Regions from separate parts of the Mus musculus genome. Here regions 1 and 3 are each linked to region 2. Evidence: chromatin loops called from intact Hi-C (ENCODE). Cell type or tissue: heart. All regions are shown on one strand.

The links. Hi-C counts contacts between places; a loop is a spot of excess contacts. Peaks named below come from ENCODE experiments on the same cell type or tissue, not always from the same donor. Only the 100,000 strongest peaks of a DNase experiment are listed, where the experiment ranks them.
Region 1: it touches region 2 in a loop (2.8-fold over the local background); 2 of 42 quality-filtered maps call a loop at or near these places.
Region 3: it touches region 2 in a loop (2.0-fold over the local background); 2 of 42 quality-filtered maps call a loop at or near these places.

Annotation. Positions count from the first base shown.
Region 1 is chr14:122,479,053-122,487,052 of GRCm38, forward strand. It overlaps Zic2 (zinc finger protein of the cerebellum 2), which reads left to right. Exons shown (of 3, transcript NM_009574.3): 3 at 1-1,276. The coding sequence ends at 191. It overlaps Gm33769 (a long non-coding RNA gene), which reads right to left and starts at 3,938. Exons shown (of 2, transcript XR_383798.4): 1 at 3,426-3,938; 2 at 1,881-2,074. It also overlaps a transcript of Pcca not described here. In heart, no CTCF peak of the experiment used is centred here; no DNase peak of the experiment used is centred here; H3K4me3 peaks cover 260 bases; H3K27me3 peaks cover 6,980 bases.
Region 2 is chr14:122,530,541-122,538,540 of GRCm38, forward strand. It overlaps Pcca (propionyl-Coenzyme A carboxylase, alpha polypeptide), which reads left to right and starts at 3,788. Exons shown (of 24, transcript NM_144844.2): 1 at 3,788-3,919. The coding sequence starts at 3,827. In heart, a CTCF peak has its summit at 3,721; a DNase peak (open chromatin) is centred at 3,741; H3K4me3 peaks cover 1,739 bases; H3K27ac peaks cover 1,291 bases.
Region 3 is chr14:122,634,104-122,642,103 of GRCm38, forward strand. It overlaps Pcca (propionyl-Coenzyme A carboxylase, alpha polypeptide), which reads left to right. Exons shown (of 24, transcript NM_144844.2): 8 at 4,278-4,314. Among named protein-coding and RNA genes, the nearest start is that of Gm46487, 7.6 kb to the left of the region's middle. In heart, CTCF peaks have their summits at 1,213 (motif pointing right) and 3,889 (motif pointing left); no DNase peak of the experiment used is centred here.

The DNA.
Region 1 (8,000 bases), 51 kb before region 2:
CGGCCGCGGTGTCCGCAGTGCACCGAGGCGCGGGTTCTGGCAGCAGCGGCTCCGGAGGGGGCTCGGCGGCCGGCAGCGGTGGGGGCGGCGGCGGGGCGGGCGGCGGGGGCGGCGGCAGCTCTGGCGGGGGCAGCGGGACAACCGGAGGCCATAGCGGCCTCTCCTCCAACTTCAATGAATGGTACGTGTGAGGGGCCAGGCCTTTCTCCCATTCCCTGTTCCCTTATCCACCGTCGCCCTCCCAAAACCCATCGAGGGCACCTTAGGATCGTCTTATTAAAATTATGAATCTGATTTTTATGGTGAAAAAAAAAAGATTTTACCAGCAGAAGGATTTTTTTAACTGTTTTTTTTTTTTTTTTTTAAGAAAACAATCTAGGCATGAAAAGCAAAATCTCTCTGTATGTCTGAAACTGAAAACATAAAAAAAAATTAAGAAAGTAAATCCCACAAAAATATCGAGCCAAACTTCCCTAGCCCACTTTCCTTCCCACATGCTTCCTAGTCTTTTTGACAAACTGTACATAGCGGACGCCTTCCTTTTCCACGGTGATTTTAATGGCTTATTGGCTTATTGGTGGATAGAAGTTTGTCCATTTGTAAACTCCCGGATTGCGTTCCCTCCCGCCTTTCTCCCATTTCCCTTCCCCAAGTGATGGGCCTTTTCTTTTTCCTTTTAGTTTCCCGGTTTCTTTCTTTCTTTTATTTTTTTAAAGTAATGTGGAAGAAAATGGTTTATTTTGTATTGTGGTATTAAATATTGTGTTCCTTTTAAATGAGGCAACTTGATTGTAAACTTCATGCGACTATAGACTGGAAAATATGAGCCGTGCCAAAGTCTCCCTTCTGTTTCTTCAACATACCAACCCATAGCACACATCACCAACACCACCAACGCTTGTGAATGTATTTTTTCTGTTAGCTGGGTTTACATGTGATGTTTCAGTGCTTTTGCGACGTTCGATTTGTTAGTTCTTGTATGAAAGATTGGGGGGTGGGTGGGTGGGAGTAAACGTTGTGCCGTTAGCTTTTTTCCGAAATAACACCCTTCTGTAAATATCCGTTGCCATATTTATCCATTTGTAATTAAATTATGGTATTAACTTGCTACAGAGGAAACAATATTTATAAAGAATGTTTCTTAACTATAAATATGTACAATTGTGGGCATAAACTGTTTCAGATTTTTTATTTGAAGGTTTAAGTGGTTTGATCATTTCTTGTGATGTTTTGAGAGTAATGCATACAGAAATATAATAAAATGTGTTGAAACTGCATGAACATACTTTTTCCCCCCCTAGCAGAGTTATTGAAGAGAATGGGAAGGAGTCAGCTTGAGGCATGACGAGGGTATGGATTGGGGGAGGGGGGAAGTGCCACCTTGCATTCTTTGGAGGAAGGTCTATTTATGCATAGAGAATGGGCTAAACTGCCCCTTTGGCAGAAAGTCTCAAAATTATTTTCTACATCCTTTTGTTGGGTAGCTGAGGATGAATTAAATTTTTGGAAAGCCCCTGTGAGGAATGGCGGCAGGAACCTTCAGAGTGTCTAATGGCTCCATTATCTAAGGGAATGCCTTTCTTTCTTTCAGCTATTTGGGCTGGCTTTAAGAGCACTAAACATTTCCTTATTCTTTGTTTTCTTTCCCTACCCTGCCCCCTTCCTCTCTCCCTCCCTCTGAAAAGCTGAGGTACAGTTATTTTTAATTGCACGTTTAAAACTGAGCCGAGTACTTTGTTTTTGAACTTGGCCCAGTGATTATAGTTTAAAGGGGCTCGTTTTTTTTTTTTTCCTTGATATTTTAAGCAGAGCTTGCTCAATAAACCCTGTTTATCTTAAGCAGCTCTGCAGTGGTGCTCAAGGGAAAGTAATAAATAGGATATGCTTTAATATTTTTTATTTGCCGTCATAGATAGGGATACATCTACTCTGAAGGAAAGAATGCAGCAAAATTATTTTATACAAAGGCTAATGTTGCCAGGTGGAAGTGAATAGGAGTACTGAATTTTCTGGAATCTTTGCCACCGTGCTGCCCTGCCCCCACAGGAGTTGGTGTGAGTTTTCAAACAAGATGCTGTAAAGAAAGCAAAAATAATTTTAGTAATAAAAGGATAGAGATGGGGGAAATTATTTTTTAGTTCCTGAGCTATCAAGACTTCCCTCCCACTGAGTGTCCCTGTAGCTCCGATAGGCCCTGGGCTTTGGAGGAGCTGCTCTCAGGGGAGGGAGCAGACCTGGTCAGCTTCAGAGGCTCCTACTGTGCGATCCGGATGAGCCAGAGCAGCCCAGGGCTGAGTCCTCTGCGGATGGATGGAAGACCGCACGGTCCTTTGCTACCTCAGGGTCAGGCATGACAGCCCGAGGGATGTTTGGGAAGAGGTCAACACTCACCTCCCACAGGCCATGCTACCTGTTCAGCGGCAAGCGAACATGCATCCAGCCTGCCTGCTTGTGATACTCTCTGGGTGACAAGTGCCAGGCTCGCCCTCCCCAGCGGCCCGCGAGCTGCCTAAGCGCCAATTTCGGAAGCAATCAACCCTCTATTAAAATCAAATTTATAACCCCTAATAATATTAAGCAAAATTATTAGAAAAATTGGCATATGTTACTGAGCCTTGGGAGAATTCATTGAACACACAAGCCATGAGAAAAATCGTTTAGGGTTTTTGCCGAGCCCCTTGCCCCTGGGGGAGCAGGCAAAAGAGTCAGATTAAATATTCATTTGGTGGGCAAGAAGAAAATGGTTCTACTCAAATGTTTTTAACCTTTTCATTGTGGGGCTGAAAACTATAGTTTTGAGATATCACAAATCTTAAAAGAAAAAGAAAAAAAGAGGACTCAGAGGGACTACTTCTGCATCAACTTAAGGCCTTGGGGCCTTCTTATTTGCGGGAGCATGGGAGCAAAATAGATGCTCCACAGGGTCAAGGTAGTGCAATTGCTTTTTAAATCTATTGGGGAGCTCGCTGTAAGTCTATGACGCCATTGTTAGTTTTCTGCAGAAAAATACAACGTGCAGGGGGTCTGGGCTAGAAAGACCATCCCCCAAAAGTGCTTTCCTACTCTACCCTAGAACCGATGGAGGCCCTGGGAAAGGCTTTCCAGCAAAATGGCTTCTAGCCCCTCTAGGCTTTGTCCACAGGAGTTATCAGCCCGTCGGCTTGGTCCAGTTTCTCTGTTTGGCTTTTCTCTTGGCCCTCCGAATTTCCGGAGGCTAATGAGAGAAGAGGGAGATAGTATATGTGCGAAGAGTGCCAAAGATGCCAGAATCGCTGTACTTAAAGGGTGTAGCAGTTTGGCGCCTGAGTCGGAGAGCCTGGCGGTGATGAGGTTGAGAGTGGGGATTAGGTGGGTGAGTGGAGATGTCCGAGCCCTCCCTCCCTCCCTCCCCGTCACCCCAACTCAGAATAGGCCTGAAAGCTAACCTGCCCTTGCCTTCACTCCAGAGCCTCATAGCTGAAGCTGGTCCTGGCCTCCCTCAGGGCCCAAGAGCTTCGCTGTGGGTTCGCTGCGGCGTCAGGACTGGTGTCTCTGCTTGCCACACCGCTGTCAACTTGAACTTCTGTGAACAGAAGCCTGCTCCCTTCGCGCTCAACTCCATTCACCACAGAATAAGTCCCTCTCACCACGAGATTCGCTTTATCCGGAGGCAGCTGGAGCTCCCTCGGGAGGCCCATCATTATTATTATTAATTATCGTGATCCTCGCTGCATTATTAATGGCCACAAGGATAACGGGCATGGGTATCAGCTTCTCCCAGTTCAGTGATGTCCTCCGAAGTCCCCGGCAGGGAGGAGGTTATTCCCAGCTCAGGGGCCGCGTCAGTTCTGCTTGCGGCAAGGGCGAGGGGAGGCAGTTACAGTCGGGACACTGCGGGACTCCAGTAGAGAAAACGCCACCCTGGTACCCGCACACCATCCTTAACTGCCCGGGACCCCTTTCCTCTCCCCTCTGCCGGCACCTTGGCTCTTCCTCCACCCCACCCCCTATCCCCTTTGTCTCTTTTTCAGACGGATGTTTTCAGTCTCAAGTGTTTTTTTTGTTTTTTGTTTTTTGTTTTTTTTCTTCCGCACAAAATCCTGAGATCAAGAGTAGCTCACAGGCTGGACGGGGGCTCGGGTTTCTCCAGGCACTGTGTTATTTGCTACATCGCTGCATTAGACTAGGAAGGCTTGGGCCATCCAACTTGATCTTGCCTGGGTTGGTGGGTCTAGGGAAAGTATGTCTGAGTACTGTTGAGTTCATTGGTAGCATAGGAGGCTAGAGACAGGCAGAGATTTTACCAAGTATGCATTGGACACTCAGATCCTACTATCCCCTAAATCATGTCAGAAATAATTCCAGGGATGTTAGGCCCACTTCCAAAGTTTAGGAAATAAAGGCCTCAGAATAACAAACACTTCACTAAGAATTGGTTGAACTTTCAGATAGGTTTTTAATTTTTAAAAATGTTGAAATAGGAACATGCAAGGAAAGCTCCTCTCAGGATCCAAGCAGGGCTCGATAAATACTTGTGGGTTGATTATAATCTGATGCCCCAGAAATTTGCAGCTCCACATCCATACATCCATGAGTACCTCAGCAGACAAGTCAAAATGAAAGGTTTCTATTTTTAACCTGCAGCTCAGAACTAAGACCATAGAAATGTCATTCTCCTTCCCTCCACTCTCTCACTTCCCCCTCCCCTCCGGGGATAGTTGCTGGGCTTTTTTATGGGGGGGGGTGGTCTAGATCTTTCCAGACTAGATCTGAGTGGCCAAGTATCAGAAAACCTCAACCCATTCCGCTGAGTCCCTGAGGAGGGGAAGGCAGCCATGATGATAAGGGTAGGACTTAACAAATGAGACCACCTGTAAAGCCAACTATAGGGCAGCCCAACCCAAGTGTCGGAGTTCATGGTCAAGGCTGGGGGTCACTAGGGGTAAACGGGCCCTTGTCGCCTCTGAATGGCCACTGCGGAAACCTCTGGCAGTGAAATTCCGGGCCAGGGTCCTCCTGCTGCCCCGCCTCTACAAGATGCAAGATGCTAACTTTGGGCACTGAGGTCACTAAGCATGCCCCCAGCCCGCTTTCCTTTTGTTTTCAGGGCAGAGCCGCTTTTGAAGAGGTAACACTTGACCTCTCCTTCAGCTTTCTGCTTCTCTCCCTATTTGGGTCCAGCATCTCTCCAGCCCCACCTGGCTTAACACAGCCTTCAGACAGGCTTTGCGGGAGTCCCTTTACTCTGCCGCTCACCCACACAGACACACCTTTCGCGCTCCCATGCCAATACACATCATCCACTCATATGCTCACCTCCTGTGGCTTCCGAATCTCTCCACCACCGGTTCACTCCCGGGTGGGAAGGACCTGGGGCTGCAGAGATGCGCGTGGGTGGCACAAGACCAGTAAGCGGTTGCTCACTCCCCCTTATTGTCCTTGGAGGGACCACTGCCTGACCTTATAGGTGAGGCCCATTTCTTGAATCTACAGGTTGAGATGAGGACAGCGGCGGGGTGGGTGGGTTGGGGGAGTGGGGGTGGGTGGGTGATGGGGGAATACCTGCAGTTGGCATTCCTAGGCCGGTTACCAGGGGCTGTGATGGGCTAGATTGTCTTACCCACCTGCTGCGCTCTCTACTTTCCTGGTGTGTGTGTGTGTGTGTGTGTGTGTGTGTGTGTGTGTGTGTGTGGTGGCAGGGAGTAGTTTTTCCTCCATCTATTAAGGGGATGGAAAAGCTATGTGCCCACCCAATAACCCTTGCCTTAGTCTCTTCTTCCCCCACTCCCAGTCCCCCAAACCCCAGATGCTAAGTCAGTGGCCCTGGGGAGCAGAATGGAGCAGCGTCTCTACAGAAGGAGGTGGATGGGGATGGTAATAATGTTAACAGCAGCAGCGATAACCTTAGTAGTTGAAGCTTCTCCAAGCTTCTCTCGGAGCTATTTCTCCAAGGCCTGGAGAGGTCTGGAGCACTCCTGACCTGGTACGACTGCAAGTGGGCATTGAGTTCCCTTTGATGGGAGCAAAGGGCTTTTTACTGCTACTTTTCAGTAAAAATCCAAAACCTGTTGCGGTGCCAACAAAACCACTGCCCTAGAGCAGAGCCAGCTTCTGGATGCAGGCAGCCCTGGTGCATACTGCGCTGGATTTTTTTGCTTTGTTTTGTCCTCTGGGCCCAGTGGGCCCACAGCGGTTTGTGTGGTTTCCTGAATCCTTTGGAGTTGGCTACTTCTGTCTGCCCACTGTCTCCAGCCCCCTTTTCCCTGCCTGTCGCCTCCCCCCCCCGCCCCCATCCCACTACTCCCCGCACTTCTATGAATGGCGGATTTAATGAGCGCGGGTGCCGCGCTGGCCGGTGGTTCTGAGGATGCTCTGACCTGTAGGGAGGGCGCGAAAGGTCAGACTCACGCAGGGCCGGACTCGGGCTCCTCCCAGGCCCACGCTGCTAGGATATTGATCCTGGGAGAAAGATAAACAGGAGAACTGGACATTCGGCCACGAATACTAATGAGCCAGGGTAGAGGTTTTAATTGCTGTGGACTTCCTTTTTCCAGTTAATCTTTATTGCAAACTTCTCTGGAGTCAGCCTGCCTTTTGTGTATTTCTCGTCCCTTCCTTTTAGTTTCCTGCGAAATGCTTAGGCGAAAGAGACTTGTTCGCTTTACCTTTTCTCCTTCTCAGTGTTCATAAGCGCTGCAAGAGCCGTCAAGAACAGTCCTTGTTCTCAGAGTGGCTCTGCTCACTAATTCTGGAAATGTAGGGGGATCCTATAAAATAAATTGTTTCAATATGGTTTTGCCAAGCCTGTTTCTTGACTTCCTCAATCTTATTGTTTCGAAGACTTGTATGTTCTTGTCCTTAAACTTCCTCTTGACAGTTGCATCTTTTCTCTGGGCACCCAACCTCTTCATAGCTCCTCTCCAAACTGGTGCATTCTATCCCCCAAATGGTCTCATTTCTCAAGCCTGTAGGCTTTGGCTCGGGCTTTATCAACCGCAGTGTCGGAGTTTTCCAGTGAAGCACTGAGTATAGGCAAGCTAATTCACTAGCTCTCATGAATTTAGTGTTTTCTTTGGTACCTATGAGCAATACTGAAACGTGAGACAGGAACCTAGGGGAATTTCAGAGGGACGTCTGTCTTCCTTATTCTCGATGTGTATATGATAATTTAGTTGTAACTGATTTTTTAAACACAAAGGTATTTTGACCCCTCCCTCCAAATTGTATTAATAGATGGGAAATCTCATAAAACAGTTTGGCTGTGTGATTAAAAGAGGAAAAAATGGAAACCCATTTTTGGGGTAGGGTATATTAAAATGTGTTGAAATCTATGCGCGGGGGGGGGGGAAGGATCAACTGTGCTAGAGCAATTTTGAGCATTATTCTAATTCTTAAAGTTTTGGACAAAATAATTTCATATCATTGTAATAGGTCCCAGCAGTGTACTCCCCTGAGGATTTTATTTCACTTACACTTTTTAGTCTAAACTTTTTTTCTTCTCACAATGATTTATTATGTAGGTAATTTTAGGGGATACAGTTTACAGCTTGAATTATTAGACTGAACACCTCTGGCTGACACTACAACGCCTTTTTTTTTCTCTGCCTGCAGCTGTGAGTCACAACCCCATTTTCATACCCAACCTCTGCACATTCCTTCACAATGTATACTTCCTTCTTGCAAAGATCAAACATGCTTTGGTCAAAGTGTTTATTTTAAAATGCAGGAAAATTAAAACTAAACACAGCTCTACTGTAAAATCCCCCAATGTATCATATTTTCCTCCTCCTGTGGCCACACAAAAAAGTAAGAATTTGCACCAGTTTCTGGAATCAAATTTTGAACTGAAGCACAGTCACATATAGACAGAGTTTTTTATTTTATTATGGAAGCATGTCAGAAAACCTCCCACTTTTGTTCATGATTGGATTCTGGTTTGGATGTCTTTAGATTTTACTTACTATTTTTTTAAAAAATCATAAGCTAGAAAATAACATATCATCAAGAAGAAGAAGTTGACA
Region 2 (8,000 bases):
GTCAAAAGAAATCATAAAATCTGGTTAGTACCCTGATCAGATGGTACTAATATCCATGTGAGAAAAGATGGCAGAAACAGAGTCATGGTGCAGATGCCTAAAATTTGAACACTTGGAAGTCCAAGGCAAGACAACTGCTGTGAGTTCTCAGCTAAACTGTACTAATATTTTAAAAATGCAAAGAGAGAAAAATAGAATGATATTATATGCATCTGTTAATAATCTACATTAATATGGGACACTTCTCCACACAAACCTGCATTTTTTTTAACCTTTTAGGTGATAAATTATTATTAAATTTAAATTTATTCTATGTAATATATAAATCTTAAAATTTTTAAATAAATATGGTGTAGCTTTTATTGTATTATATCTTTTATGTTTTTGTTTGTTTGTTTGTTTGTTTTTCGAGATAGGGTTTCTCTGTATAGCCCTGGCTGTCCTGGAACTCACTTTGTAGATCAGGCTGGCCTCGAACTCACAAATCTGCCTGCCTCTGCCTCCTGAGTGCTGGGATTAAAGGCGTGCGCCACCACGCCCGGCATATTTTATATATATTTATTATGATTTATTAAACATTTACATTATTTTATGTTAATATAATATAGTTTATATGTCCATGTATTATACATGTAATATAAATATAAGTTATACATAATATATTATACAAATTATTTTTATTAAATGTTAGAAAATACACCATAATTTATTTAATATGTATAAGCATAAAACATTAAAATGTATAAAAATATAAGATTATTATAGTATATGATATAATATAATAGCATCATTTTCCCTTCTCTTTCTCCCTTTAATCCCTCCCATATCCCCTTCCCTCACTCCATCTCAACTTTGTTTTTTTCTTTAATTTGTATGTGTGTATGTGTGTGTCCACATACATAAATATATAAATACAATCTGCTCAGTCCATTTAGTATTACTTGTATGTATATGGTTTTAGGGCTGTCCAGTTGGTAGTGTGTAATTTAATAGGATGCTCATCTCTAGAGAAAAATGTTTCTCCTACTCCCAGCATTCCTTAATTTCCTATAATTCTTTGTCTTTTTATGTTAGCATGTCTATTGGCATTCGTCTTGTTCAGGTCTTTTTTTAGGCAGCCATATTGTTGAGGTATGATGAGCTAAGCCTTTCTGTTATTTCTAGGAGATACAATCTCAAAGAAAATTTTCTGGTCCTCTCCTGCTTTTAGTGTCTTTCTGGCTCCTCTTTTTTGATGCTCCTTGGGCTGTATGTACAAGAGTTATACTATAGATATATCAACTGGGGATGGAAACGGTGTTAAGATGAATTCCTATTATTAGTTATTATTATTGAGTTTATCATCCTTACATGGAAGTGAGGATTCTCCCATTCCTGTCTCCAAAGAATTGGGATTACATGTGTGCTCAACCATGCCCAGCTAAATTGGTAATTTTTTAAAATTGAAAATAGATTCTTCTCTCATAGAAGACATTCTGATTACAGTTTCCCCTCTGTCCAGTCTTCCTAGCTCCGTTGACGTCTCCTTTTCCCCAGATACATTCCCTCTCTTTTTTCCCTTCAGAAAAGAGCAGGCCTTCAAGAGACAACACTGGGGCTGGAATAGTGGTTCCGTGGTTAAAAGCACTGGCTGTTCTGCCAGAGAACCCAGGTTCAATTCCTAGTACCCACATGCTAACAACTATCAGTAACCCCAGTTCCAGAGGATCTGACACCCTCTTCTGGCCTCCATGGGCCTCTATATACACATCATAGATAACACATGTAGGCAAAATATTCATATACCTAAAATAAAAATAAGTAAGTTCTTAAAAAAGTAAAAGCCACATTTGAAGCCATGCATATAGAGGGCTTTAGCATAGTGGGTTACACAGCTGTGGACTCGAGCAGCTTAGATCTGTCCCTGTTCTGCTGGCTGGGTCTTCACTTTCATCAATCAATCTTATCTGCTGTAGAGCCTAAGGCAAGTGTTAGCTTACAGAGTCTAAGGTTTGAACCATTCAGAGCTCCCTCTGGAGTATTCGCTACATAGTATTTTATCTATTCCCATTATCTGAAGCAAAAATTAGACTTTGTAGCCGTTTAGTCTTTTGGGACACAAAGAGTTAAGTTTATCCTTAGAAGTAGCTTTCCGAACAATAGTGGTTACAATGTTGCTTGTTCTCGTAGATTATAATTAAACGGACTAGCTAGTTATATCAGTCTTAAGGACAGTGGTAATTAAAAATTTCCCCTTTGCTTCCATGAAAATAATTGTGGACAGAATTGTGAGGGTGGGGTTGGAGCTTTCAACCATATCTGAGAACTTTGAAAATTGCCATAATCGGATTAATATTCTTATCTAGTAAGTTATTACCAGAATGAGAGAGTCTCTTTGACATAAAGCTCCAAGAATCTCCTATGGTTGCTCTTCAGGGACAAAGTTGAGAGCAAGACAGGCATTTCATGGGCTGCTTACAGGGATCTTATCAGTGTTGGAGAAATGGCTCAACAGTTAAAAACACTGATTCCGGGGCTGGCGAGATGGCTCAGTGTGTAAGAGTACCCGACTGCTTTTCCAAAGGTCCAGTGTTCAAGTCCCAGCAACCACATGGTGGCTCACAACCATCCGTAACAAGATCTGACGCCCTCCTCTGGTGTGTCTGAAGACAGCTACAGTGTACTTACATATAATAAATAAATAAATCTTAAAAACAAAACAAAACAAAACAAAACAAAAAAAAAACCAAACCACTGATTCCCAGTACCTACGTGGTGGCTCACAACTGATGTAACTCCAGTTCTAAGAATCTGATGCCCTTTGACCTCTGCAGGCACCAGGCACACATATGGTACACATATAGTCATGCAGGCACTTATACACAAAAGTATACATAAATAAAAATTACAATTGGATATTATAATTTTTCTTCAATGTATTTACTTGTACTTCTCAGATGGAAAAATTATTTGTGTGTATATGTATGTGTGTACATGTGTGTGTACATGACATGCATATGGAGGTCAGAGAATAACTTGTGGAACTTAGTGCTTTCCTCTGATTTAGGTCCTAGAAATCAGACTTAGGTCCTCAGGCTCCGTGATTAAGTCCCTTTATAGAGCCAAGTAGTTTCTATTACAGGCCCCTTTCACTGAAGGAATCTTTGCAGTAAAAACAGGACTTTAAAACTACAAACTAAATACAAAGATGGTGATGAAAGTAGCAAGAGGGAAAGAGAAGGGAAACTGGGTTTCCTGACTAGGAAAATGCCTCTGGCGCTGGTGAAACAGGTAATTTTTGCTACTTATGTTCCTACTTTGGTAAGAACTTTCAGTTTCTCAGCCAATCGCAAATGTTGCGAATTGTCTTTTTGGCTAGACCTCTACATGTTGCAGCCTGGCTTCCTGACTGTTTTAAGTTAATTCTGTAGGACAGGCGAAGTAAGTGAGCACCAGTCCTGATACAGAGATGGTTATTGGTGAGATCTACTTTAAAATATCCACCGAGAAATTAAAAGGAGCATGGATGCACCCGATTGGCCAACGTTGGTTCTTTGGAAGCCAAAAGCAGGCTCCAGTCAGCTTTTTCAGCAGTAGGGGAGTTGGACTGGCTGCTGGAGCGCCTTGGTCGGCTCCCTCCGGGTCCTAGTGCGGTTCTCATCCCATATGCGTAAGCCCTAGGCGACCGGCTCTGCGCCGCAGTCGGACCAGCTCCCTCCCAAGCCTACTCGCCAGGGGGCGGAGCTTAGAGCTCAAGGCTCCTGATTGGCCGTCCCGCGGGCACTCCCCTTCCCCGCCCCTTGACGAGGGTGAGAGGTCAGCAGCCGGCAAGTCTGCGGGGTGGACGATGGCGGGGCAGTGGGTCAGGACCGTGGCGCTGTTGGCGGCCAGGCGGCATTGGCGGCGGTCCTCGCAGCAGCAATTGCTGGGGACGCTGAAGGTGAGCAGAACCGGGCTCGCGTGGGCCTGCTTGCTCCGGGTTCCCAGGCGACACCCGCGGTTCATCCCGGCTGCCCCAGGCCCGGGCCCTGACCAGGCTGCACTCACACTCTGTCCTGCCACTGGGCATCTCTTGAACGCGCATATCCGAGGGACAGGCTTAAGTGGTCCGAGCTTTACCTGCACTCCTTCGGGATGGCCTTCGGGCTTGCATCCCAGAGTCTCGCGGTGCTGGTTTCTCCTGCAGCTTTCTAGAGAGCCCTTGTTAAGAGTCCACATGTTCTTTTGCTGTCTTTGCAACGACTTTGAAGGGGCATCATGAATTGCTGTTTGAATAGTTAAGGCTGTGAGTTTGAAAATACTGTGCTAAGTCAAGATTGTTAACAGAGCACACGTGTGACTTGAAATCCTGCTTAAACTGTATGACACCATTGTAACGCGTGAGAAATGCACCGTCTGAATTTATTTTTCTTCCTAAGAACTGCTTAGCCTGATTAGAAACTGTGGTTCACCCTGGATGTCATGGTGACATTTTGACTCACAGATTGGGAATTCGTGTTAACCTCCTTTCTCCTTCCATATGGGATATATTGAATGCCTTGCCAGCATTGACTTCCCCAACTTTTAAAGTACACTTACTAATTCACTTGAGCAGATTTCTTAAAAATGAATGACCCCTGAAAACCCCTTGAAAGCTGGTTGAGTGTGCCTGCTAATCTTCCCTGCCGTGCAATCATGTGTAGTGCTGTGTGCACCTGTAATCACAGCATTGGAAAGGCTGAGGATTGTGAGTTTAAGGCCAGGCTCAAATCCTTCCCTATCTCTCAGTAGAAAAAGTTAAAAATTTATTTTCTACAGCGTTTGGTTTATGGTCATTGAAATTTGAGTTGATATGATCTGCCTCTTTTAAAAAATTTTTTTTTATTTTTTATTTATTTATTTTTTTGAGAAACATGTTTCTCTGTGTAGCCCTGGCTATTCTGGAACACTCTGTGTAGAGCAGTCTGGTCTCAAAGCCACAGAGATCTCCCTGCCTCTTGACTCCTGAGTGTAGAGTGTACTGCTGTGCTCAGCCTTTTACTCTTTTTAAGGAAATGCAAACAGGCCCACTTAGGCAGTGTGAGCTGGAAGGTTCTCCCTTGTGTCAGCCTTGAAAAGTTGGCTCTCATTGTTCTTTGTAATGCCACACGGATTTTGTTCCTTAACTTTTATCATCCTGTAATCACTTAATCTTCATTTGCTCTTGCTAAGACTTTTACACATTTTCTTATGAAATTACCTGCAGTGAGAAGGTAAGGTCTTTGGAGTCACATTTTCTATATTTCTTCTTCTGTGGGGTTTGTTTTCTTGAGACAGGACCTCACTTAGCCTAGCTTGGTCTCAAATTTGCTGTGTACTGGAGGAAGATTTTGGTCTCCTGGCCCCACCCCAGGGCTGAGGACTGAGCCTGAGGCCTTGTACTTGTTATACAAGTACTCTGCCTTGGAGCTAAATCCTCAACCCCTGCTCTACTTTCCAAATGCTGGCATTATAGGTATTCACCACCACACCAGGGTTGGATATTATATATTGGATATGTGCTTTTTTTAGATAGTTTCTTACAAACAAATCTTGACTGAATTCCTCCTGTGTAGGGGGTGAGTACAGTTTCAAGTGTTTATGAAATTTCATCTAGTAGTTAAGCAATAACTTTAAAAGGCTGTTGAGAAGTTTTGGTGGTGAAATAAAATAAAATAGACTGAGTTGACCAAGTCCATATTTTGACCTTATGCCCTAGGCAACTATTGCAAATTAAGCCATTCAGTCCTCATATTAAGCACATAACACCACTTACAGAAGATGGACTCAAGTCCCGAAATGTTAGATGACTTGCTTAAAGCCATAGAACTAGTAAGTGTCAGTCTAGGCCTGGTACATTGAGGCAGAGCTGTACCACTGAGCTACACTGCCAGCTTCCTAGAAACAGTCAATACTCTTATTTATATCATGCTACTTAAGTTAAACATTGTTTCAACAAGGGTCAGTTAGATGGCTCAGTGGGCAAGGGCCATTGTTACAAAACCCTGGTGACTTGGGTTCACACTTGGAACCCAAACAAAGGTGGAAGGAAAGAATTGATTCCACAAGGTTGTGCTCTGACCTCTACCATATACACAACCATAATAAAATAGCAAAAAATTCACACAACTGGACCTAGAGATACGGCTCAGTCCTTAAAAGCACTTACAGAGGATCTGGGTTTGATTTACTTACAACCATTAGGAGTGAATGACATCAGATATACATGTGGTGCAGAGACATACACACAGGGGAAACATACACATACGTTTGAAAAAATAAAAATTTAAGAATAATATACTTTATGAAGGATGAGGTGACTTTTTTTTCTAGAAAAGAAAAAAAAATAGTGTTGTGAGAGAACAGGCTGTGTCCTGGGTCCATGTCCACTGGGAACACTGAGGACGTGAGAAAAGTCCATGGAGGCTCTGGAGCAGGGCCTGGATGGTGCTGGAGAGGAATCAGACGGTTGCCGGCTTGATCTCGTCATGCTGCGTTTCTTAGGGTAGTGTTAATCACTTGGTGTTGCAAGGTAGAGCAAAGGACCATGATATTTTAGACTCAGGCTAACAGGAAGTAGGTTTCGATCATTGCTGCTGTATACTAGCTGTGTAACATAGAAGCTATCTTTGTGTGTGAACGTGCACATGTTTGTTCATGCATGTAGAGACTAGAGGTCAGAGTCGGTTGTCTCCCTCAGTCACTTCCCACTGATCTGTTTTTTTTGGACAGGATGTCTTACTGAATCTGGAGTTCTTTGATTCAGTTAGATTGACTAATCAACAAACCCTGGGCTTCCTGTCTGTTTCCCCAGGGATATGCTATACCTGGCTTTTCCAGGGATCAAACTCTGGTCCTCACACTTGCATAGCAAGGGTTTTTACTGACTGAGCTGTCTCCCTAGCACTGTTTTGTTTTGTTTTTCAAGACAGGGTTTCTCTGTATAGCCCTGGCTGTCCTGGAACTCACTTTGTAGACCAGGCTGGCATCGAACTCAGAAATCCATCTGCCTCTAGCATTTAAAAAAAAAATTAAATTACATTTATTTAGTGTAGGTGTGGGTACCATAGTGTGGACAACATTCAGAAGTTAGTTTTCATCTTCTGCAATGTCATCAGGCTATGTAGTAAGTGTTTTTGTTCTCTGAGGCAGCCATCTTGCCTGTCCCCCCCCCCCTTTTTTTTTTTAAAGATATGAGCACTTTTTCATGAGTTTATCTGTACCATGTGAATGGAGTAGCAGAGGGGACAGTGGACCCCTGGAAACTGGAGTTAGTTGTAAGTCACCATGTGGATGATGGTGACAGAACCTGGATTCTTTAAAGAGCAGTATGCACTTTTGGTCTCTAAGCCATCATTAACCTCCCTCCTTTGTGGTTTGAGGAAACATCTCATGCAGGCTAGGCTGGGCTTGAACTCCCTGCAGCTGAGGTTGACCTTGAACCTCTGATCTGCTTCCTGTGTGCTGGAATTAGTGTTCCACTACAGCAGGTTTATATGGAGCTGGGCTCCTGTTAGCATGTACTCAACCAACAGAGCTGTATCTTGGATGCATGGGATCTCTCGTGTTATGTTTCTTTAATGTGTCAGCAGAGACTGCATCGTGCCAATGTTGTTGTCTTAGCACAGTGTCACAGTTGGTGCTGAATGTGGGGTGGCAGAGTGCTGTCACAGTTGTGCCACAGAGCATTCCTCCTCTGACCTTCACCATAATGGGGGAACGGCTTCTGGCCTGACCATGCTTCTTATATGTGGACTTGAACTGCATTCCACCACTCTGTTAGAAGTGGAACCTTTCCAAGATTTTACCCCCTCCTCTCTCCCTTTCTAATTCTGTAAATCTTCTGGATGAAAGGCAGATAGCTAACTCTTGACTAGCCTAGGAATTCCAGATGTATTTAGATTTAGGATAGATGCATTATCAATGGCAGCCAGAGACTGTCCCACCCTCCTTGTACAGAGGCGCTCCCTTGACTTCTAGGGACCTGTACTCAGGTTAAGCTGGAGCCTCAATTTTGCTGCAGA
Region 3 (8,000 bases), 100 kb after region 2:
ATGGGGTACAGAGCTAAACAAAGAATTCTCAACTGATGAATGCCGAATGGCTGAAAAGCACCTGAAAAAATGTTCAACATCCTTAGTCATCAGGGAAATGCAAATCAAAACAACCCTGAGATTCCACCTCACACCAGTCAGAATGGCTAAGATCAAAAACTCAGGTGACAGTAGATGCTGGAGAGCATGTGGAGAAAGAGGGACACTCCTCCATTGTTGGTGGGATTGCAAGCTGGTACAACCACTCTGGAAATCAGTTTGGTGGTTCCTCAGAAAATTGGACATAATACTAACAGAGGACCCAGCTATACCATTCCTGGTCATATACCTAGAAGATGCTCCAACATGTAATAAGGACACATGCTCCACTATGTTCATAGCAGCCTTATTTATAATAGCCAGGAGCTGGGAAGAACCCAGATATCCCTCAACAGAGGAATGGATACAGAAAATGTGGTACATTTACACACCGGAATACTACTCAGCTATTGAAAACAATGACTTCATGAAATTCTTAGGCAAATGGATGGAACTGAAAAATATCATCCTGAGTGAGGTAACCCAATCACAAAAGAACACACATGGTATACACTCACTGATAAGTAGATATTAGCCCAGAAGCTCAGAATATCCAAGATACAATTCACAGACTAAATGAAGCTCAAGAAGAAGGAAAACCAAAGTATGGACTCTTTGGTTCTTCTTACAGGGGGGAACAAAATACCCATGAGAGGAGATACAGAGACAAAGTGTGGAGCAGAGACTGAAGGAAAGCCCATCCAGAGAGTGCCCCACCCAAGGATCCATCCCATACAGTCACCAAACCCAGACAGTATTGTGGATGCCAACAAGTGCTTGCTGACAGGAGCCTGATATAGCTTTCTCCTGAGAGGCTCTGCCAGTTCCTGACAAATAAAGAGGTGGATACTCACATCCATCCATTGGACTGAGAACAGGGTCCCCAATGAAGAAGCTAGAGAAAGGACTGAAGGAGCTGAAGGAGCTGAAGGAGCTTGCAGCCCCATAGGAGGAACAACAAGATGAACCAACCAGTACCCTCAGAGCTCCCAATGACTAAACTACCAACCAAAGAGTACATATGGAGGGACCCATGGCCCCAGCTGCATAGTTTTTTAAAAAAAGATTTATTTATTTACTTTATGTATATGAGTACACTGTAGCTGTCTTCAGACACACCAGAAGAGGGCATCGGATCCCAGTACAGATGGCTGTGAGCTACTGTGTGGTTGCTGGGAATTGAATTCAAGACGTATGGAAGAGCAGTCAGTGCTCTTAACCACTGAGCCATCTCTCCAGCCCAACCCGGCTTTTTTAATCTGTGGTTTTCAATTTTACTTCAGGAGGGTCCTTTTCCGATTACCTAAAGCAAGTTTCCTCTTATTCTCTGCTGTTGCCATGAAGTGTTCACATCACTTCTCAGGTGACTTGCTTGTCCACTTGACTTTCTGTTTCTCTTCATGGGCTAGGACTCTAGAAGGATAAAAGGCCAGATTGTATACACGATTGTATACACTGTTGCTAGAAAATATTTATCGGCTTAGTGTCTTAAAACACATGGATCATCATTCTTTTAAATGGGTAGAGTCACTGAGCCATCTGTATGCTAGTCCTTTGTTGAAGGCCCATTAAATTGTTTTCCAGATGTTTTACTTATCAAAACAGCACAATTGAAAATAACAAACTCCTTGTAAGTTTTTGTTGATACATGTGAGAGAGTCATCCATAGGATAACTTTCTACAACCAAAGGCTGTGGAGGAAGGGACACAGGCTCTCCATGTTTGATAAATGCAGCTATTTGCACAAAGGCTATGTGTGTGTCTTGACCGAAGTGTGAAGTGCTGCTCAGGCTTGTTCCTGTGTTCACACTTGAGTGGGATGTCCTGTGTCAGCCTACTGCTAGGGCGAAAGCTGAGGGTGGATGTGTTTTATATTTCTCTTTAGATTTATTTGTTTTTTGTTTGTTTTTACTGGACTTAAATTATCTGTTGTTCTGAATAGACTTTCCAAAGCTTTATTACATGTTTTTTTTCCTATCCATAACCCCATAAGGAGGGTCTATGCACCATATGTTAGTGCTATTGATTTAGGAGCTATTTAGAGTTTTTAATCTTTATGTATCCCATAATAAAACTAGATGTGTCACATGTGTTTAGTTTATTTTCAAAAACAATAATATGTGTTTTGTAATGTCTAATACGTAATAGATCCTCAATGAATTTTTTGGCTCAGTGAATGACAAATGAAAAATTAATTTTTAAGGCAATTTGATTTTATCTGAAAAATCTTTGTCATAGAAATTCATTTTCATGGTAGGAAAACTTATACCTTCGTCAAAAGTTAACATTGTGTTGTGGGAGATCAGGAATTTTGAGAAGTTTTGCTGTAGATAAATACAAATTCTCTTTACATATAAAGCATAACGTGTGTGTGTCATGTGGATACATAAATATGTCACAACCAGAAGTAGATTTTGAGCACTGTTGGCTTCCCTGGGCCCCAGACTTTGTAGGTTGTAGTTGAATTTCTTTGAGACGTCTTTGGCAAACACACCCTTCCACATTGAATGAAATGTTAAAAGTTTCCTTCTAGCTGATTATAACCGGGTCCTCACCAGTCCTCACTCTTCCTGTATGTTGTTCAAGAGGCACTAATTGTTCGATTTGGCAGGTTTAACACTTCCTGACAGAGGCTATTAAAGGCAAGTATTCTCCAATAACTGTCACCGGCTGGAACAAAGAGCCTTCCAACTCAATGTGTGGAAGCCATGACATTCTTAAATGACCCGTTTCATAGATTTTTTTTAAAATTTTATCTTTTTAAACTAAAATTTGGAGATGCAGGGTTGGTGCAAGCATCAAGGTATAGAAAGCGAGTAAAGCTTGATTTTGGGGCAGGGAGCAAGACAGAGCTTTATCTCTGACTTGAAAACAATTGTTATTTGGAAAATCTCATTAGCAGATGTGACTGCTTGGAGTAAAAAAAGACTTAAAACTGGTGTCGCTTTCAGGATTGCTTTGAACTTAACAAGCACCTATTTGTGGAGCAGACTGGCTAATGAAAGGAAATTAAATTTTTCTGACAACTTCCCGTTCCAGCCTCCTTATTCAGGGATGCTGTTGGGTACTGAAGACTTTTAAGGAAGAATTTCTTTTCTTTTTCTAAAAACTGGACATAAATGAAGCAGTTATTTTCCCCTAGTCCCAGTTTGGGGATTGGGGAGTCTACTGTGATTGCTCTTCATTTTAAATGTAGTAATTTAAGAGCTTTAAAAATGCCAGGCTTCCCTTGAATGCCTTGAAATTGTGGAAAAATTCCTGCATATTTATCAACTGGTGGTTCTAGAACATTGCTGGTGGTGCATATAGTGCCACTGGATTAGAAAAATTAATTGAATTGAGAAAGTGGCTTCAGAGTTCTTGTCATTATGTCGAAAATTTGTGCATAGAGTTTGCACAGTGTATATCAGGTGAATGGCTTTGGCTGGGGCAGTTTGTTGAAGCGGTTTTAAGTGTTACTGCTGACAAATGGCGGGGACGGATGCACTTGTGAGTCGGTAACGCAGGCCTGTCTTGGACCTCAGGGAGGAGTCCTTACCTTGTTCTTCGGAGTTTCACTGAACTTTAATTTATGTGCCTAGTACAACTGTAAAGATAAAATATGTACCTGAAGAATTGGTTAAGAAAATATAATGGAAATCACAAGGTTTCTTCTTTTTTTTCTTTTTCTTTCCTCCCTTCCTTTCTTTCTTCTTTTTTTTCCTTTTTTTTTTAAACAATTGCTAATTCTTACAGATACTGGAAATTTACTTATTTCTAGAAAATTGATAGAGCTCCTCCCAAACAATAGACAATCAACTCCCCCTGCTGACAGAATCTAGGAAAACACAGTGTGTAAATAGACAAGGGGGCTGCAGACAAGCTTTAATGATCTGATTTACAATTCAGTATTGATTGTAAACATCTAAAATCTGCCATTAAATCCCAGCAACTGCACCGAATCATTGGCAATTCTGGTCATGTTTCCTGCCAGCTCATTTCAAACTGCTTTGAGTTTCTTAATATAATAACGACGAAGGAGAATTTACATTCCACTTATGGTATTAATTTTACATTTCTCTGAATGAAAAGGGTTAGAAGGTTGTAAAATTGAACATTAAATGAATCAGAGGAGACAGTAGTGCAATATATGACTGCCCTAAAGACATTGTGCAATGTCTCATGGGATTAATGTTGAGTCTCATTTCCTGCCTTTACAGGATGCAGATGAAGCTGTCAGAATTGCAAGGGAAATTGGTAAGTCCTTAAATTAACTTTGGTAGTGTTTCTGTGTCTTTCAGCAGATACGGTTGAGCAAACGTGTAATAAGTAATTCCCATAGAGCAAATAATATTTTAATAGTTTTTGGTTTCTATTACTTGTGGCTCTAGAATTTATCAGTTGAATTACCATATTCTCTTATTAAAGTAGGACTTGTAGTCACTTGATCTTAGTTTGGTTCTTTTATAAGATGAACTCACTAGCTAATTAAAACGAATAATTGTCTGAAGAGTCTTGAGGATTGGACACAGTTTGTATTTAGTTGTGTGTGAGCACTCGGCTGTGGTCTGTTGTAATGTGAAGGACACAGCACACAGGATTCAAATGAAGGTGCCCTTGACAAGCTTGTTCAAGTTCTTACCTTTTTCTAAAATGGAAAATATCAACTTAATAGCTTTGCTAGGAAAGAAAGATGCAGTAGAAAGTGGGAGGTGAGAGCTGGATAGGCTAAGCAAGTGAATATATATATATATATGAAGTTTCAAGTATATTCCTCTTGCTCATGAACACAGTTGTCTTCTGTAGTGTCTAAATGGAGAAAATAGGAAAAGAGAACAAAGCTTTGAAACCTATAATTTTGAGTCAGATCAATACATGTGTATACCTATGGAAAGCTGTGGCTAGGCAAGGGCCTCAGACAACACTTTCTGTCAGGCTTACAGCAACATCTTAAAACAATCTGTGCTGCTAGCTACATTGTTTCAGGAAGCCATATACTAATATTTTAGTAGTCCTGTTTTCTCAGTGTGGTTTGTTACTCAGAATTTTTGTCTATGATAGGAGAGCATTTGATTTGGCAAAGTTTGTATATTCCAAAGTGATCATGGACATTAAGATATTCTTGTAAATGAGACAAGCTAGCATAGAGTTCTTTGGTCTGGTGTTCTTGAGCTATCAGCTTCCTCAGCATGCTCTTCTGTGATTGGCTTGTTGTGTACTGCTTCTGTTGGGTATGGCTAAATTATTTTGGTTTTGGTCATTTAAGTCATATTAAGTGTTCTTTGTTGTTTGTTTTGAAAAACTGCCTTGGATATAAGGCCAGTACATATAAGATACTATTTTATCTGTCGAGAACATCTGTATTAATTACTTCCTCAGCGTTGCCAGCATCTTTAGAAGCTTTTCCCTATTGTACTAATTTCACAGTAAGACTTGGTAGGTTATATAATGCTGCTGTCTGTGGGTTAAATCATTGGTCCTTTTATTCCCCATGAAGCACTCAGCAGCTTCTAAGACTGTCCTAAAGTGGTTTAATTTTATTAATACACTTTTAAACTCAAATTGGGCTCTTTTTAGTCATAGCTTAGATATTACCACCTATCCAAGTCATCTATGAGAATATTTTGTAATAAATGATTGTCATATTTGGAGGAATTTTGGAAAGCAGGAGGGCTAGAGTCTACACTAGGATCATGTGCCTGTGACATGCTGTGAATTACACATCTTACACTCAAGAACACTTTCTTTGGTGACACAGTATTCAAGTCTGTGTGTGTGCACATGCGCGTGAGCCCTTTGGTGATGGATCAGGTTTTTCCTACTCTTATTGAGATATCTCACACTTATATTATGGTTTGGATGGCCATTGTAAGTTTACTTAAGGGTTAAAGTAGACCTTGAGTCCATGGGAAAATATATTCCCAAGTGTGAGCAACAGAATTATAAACATATATTTGAACCTATTTTATTTTTTGTTTGTTTTCTTTTGTAGTGTCATTTTCTGGATTTTCTTGTGTGATTTATGTTTCTGTTTCTGTTTTCTTTTTCCTCTTCTGTGTTGCTGGGGAATCAGGATCTAGAGCTTATTTTGCAAGGCCTACACACAGCCACAGAGCTGTGCTCCTCCACTCTGTGCACAGGTTGTTGCCTTTTCCCTCTTTTTTGTGCTATGTGGTAGAAACAAAATCTTTCTGTGCTCTCCCACTTTCAGGTCTGTGTTTCTTTTCTGGAAGCATTTATCTATACTGCCAGAGGTGGAAAGTAATTGTTGGCCACTGTTGTGTTTTTTACGTAACTGTAGCTTTTAGTTTGGAACATTTGTTTCCATGTACCATCTACTTCAGAAATGCCATTTTTTTTTATTATTGAAAAAATTTACTATAATTACAATTCAGATTTCATACATGGGTGTGTCCTTGATGATTCCCATCCCTTTCCTTCTATTTCTTCTAATTCTTCCCTTTCGCTCTCATTGTGAAATACATGCTTACAGTTGTGGCTATTAAATAGAAGCTTGCTAGTGTCCTGAGCAGACTGGAAGGAAGAGAAGTCATAAAATTTGAAGTGAAATGAAACACGGTAAAGAAGTTTTACAAGGCTTTAGGGATTTCCCTGAGAACCCTCCAGATCACACAGACACCTCCTGTGAATACCTTTTCTTACTGTGCTGTCATCCAGACACATTACAAAGTCACTTTTCTGTAATCTCTATTCAGTTTTCTCTGCCAAAGTAGTAGTGTTCTGTATTGGTTTATTGTACTTTATAATATATTTTGGTTATACCCTCATATATACAATATTGATTAGTTCTTACTTAAACAAAACATAATGATGATATTATAATTAATATTCACCATTAACAAATAAAGATTATATTTAATATCAAAATAGTATTAAATATACTCGTTGCACATATTTGTAACTGTGAATAAAAATAATTTTATTAAAATATAAATATATCAATACATAATAATTTATTTTTGTACATTTAAGGCAAACCGAGGAAAGACAAAATATATGCTTTCTTCACTCTTGTTTTAGTTTCAGTTTTCTATTTGGAGAACCTCATTCTTTTTTAAGGGCACAGTTGTTGCAGAAATGTAGCTAATGCATCATTGGACTGTGGCATTATTGGTTTGTGTACACTGAACCATCCTCACATTCTTGCACTGAATCCAACCTGGTCCTGGTGGAGAGTCTCTTTTTTTTTTTTTTTTTTTTAACCGTCTTTTTGTTGTTGTTGTTTTTTGTTTTTTGAGACAGGGTTTCTCTGTATAGCCCTGGCTGTCCTAGAATTCACTTTGTAGACCAGGCTGTCCTCCAACTCAGAAATTCGCCTGCCTCTGTCTCCCGATTGCTGGGATTAAAGGCGTGCACCACCACGCCCGGCTTATTAACCATCATTTTAATTTCCTTGACTATTACAAATCCTTTAAAGTTATTTCTATAGGTCATTATAGCATTATAGGTCATGTGTGTTTGGAACTTCTTTCTTTTACTTCCCAGGCTTTTGGAATATAAGTTTTTAAAAGTACTGTGTAATGATTCTCTGGGTTTTGTTGGAGAGAGAGAGGGGGGGGGGGATTCAGAGAGGGAGAGAAAGGAGGAGAGGGAGGGGAAACAGGGTCTCACTGTGTTCATTTCTAATTAGTGTCTTCTCTCCCTTTTTTTGTTCATTTGGCCATGAATTTGTTCATCTTATTTTTTTCAAATATCAGCTCTGTTTGATTGATTCTATGCTTCCTTTAGTCTCCATTCTATTAATTTTACCCTGATATTTATTATTTTTTAACTTATACTGCTTTGGGGTTTGAATTCTTGTCTTTCTAGGTCCTTGATCTATGTCATTAGGTTATTTGAGATTTTTTTCTAAGACTTTACTGAAAACTCTGACCTGCAAACTCAAGAGGAGATTTTCTGGGCTTCCTTAGCTGTATTTGAAA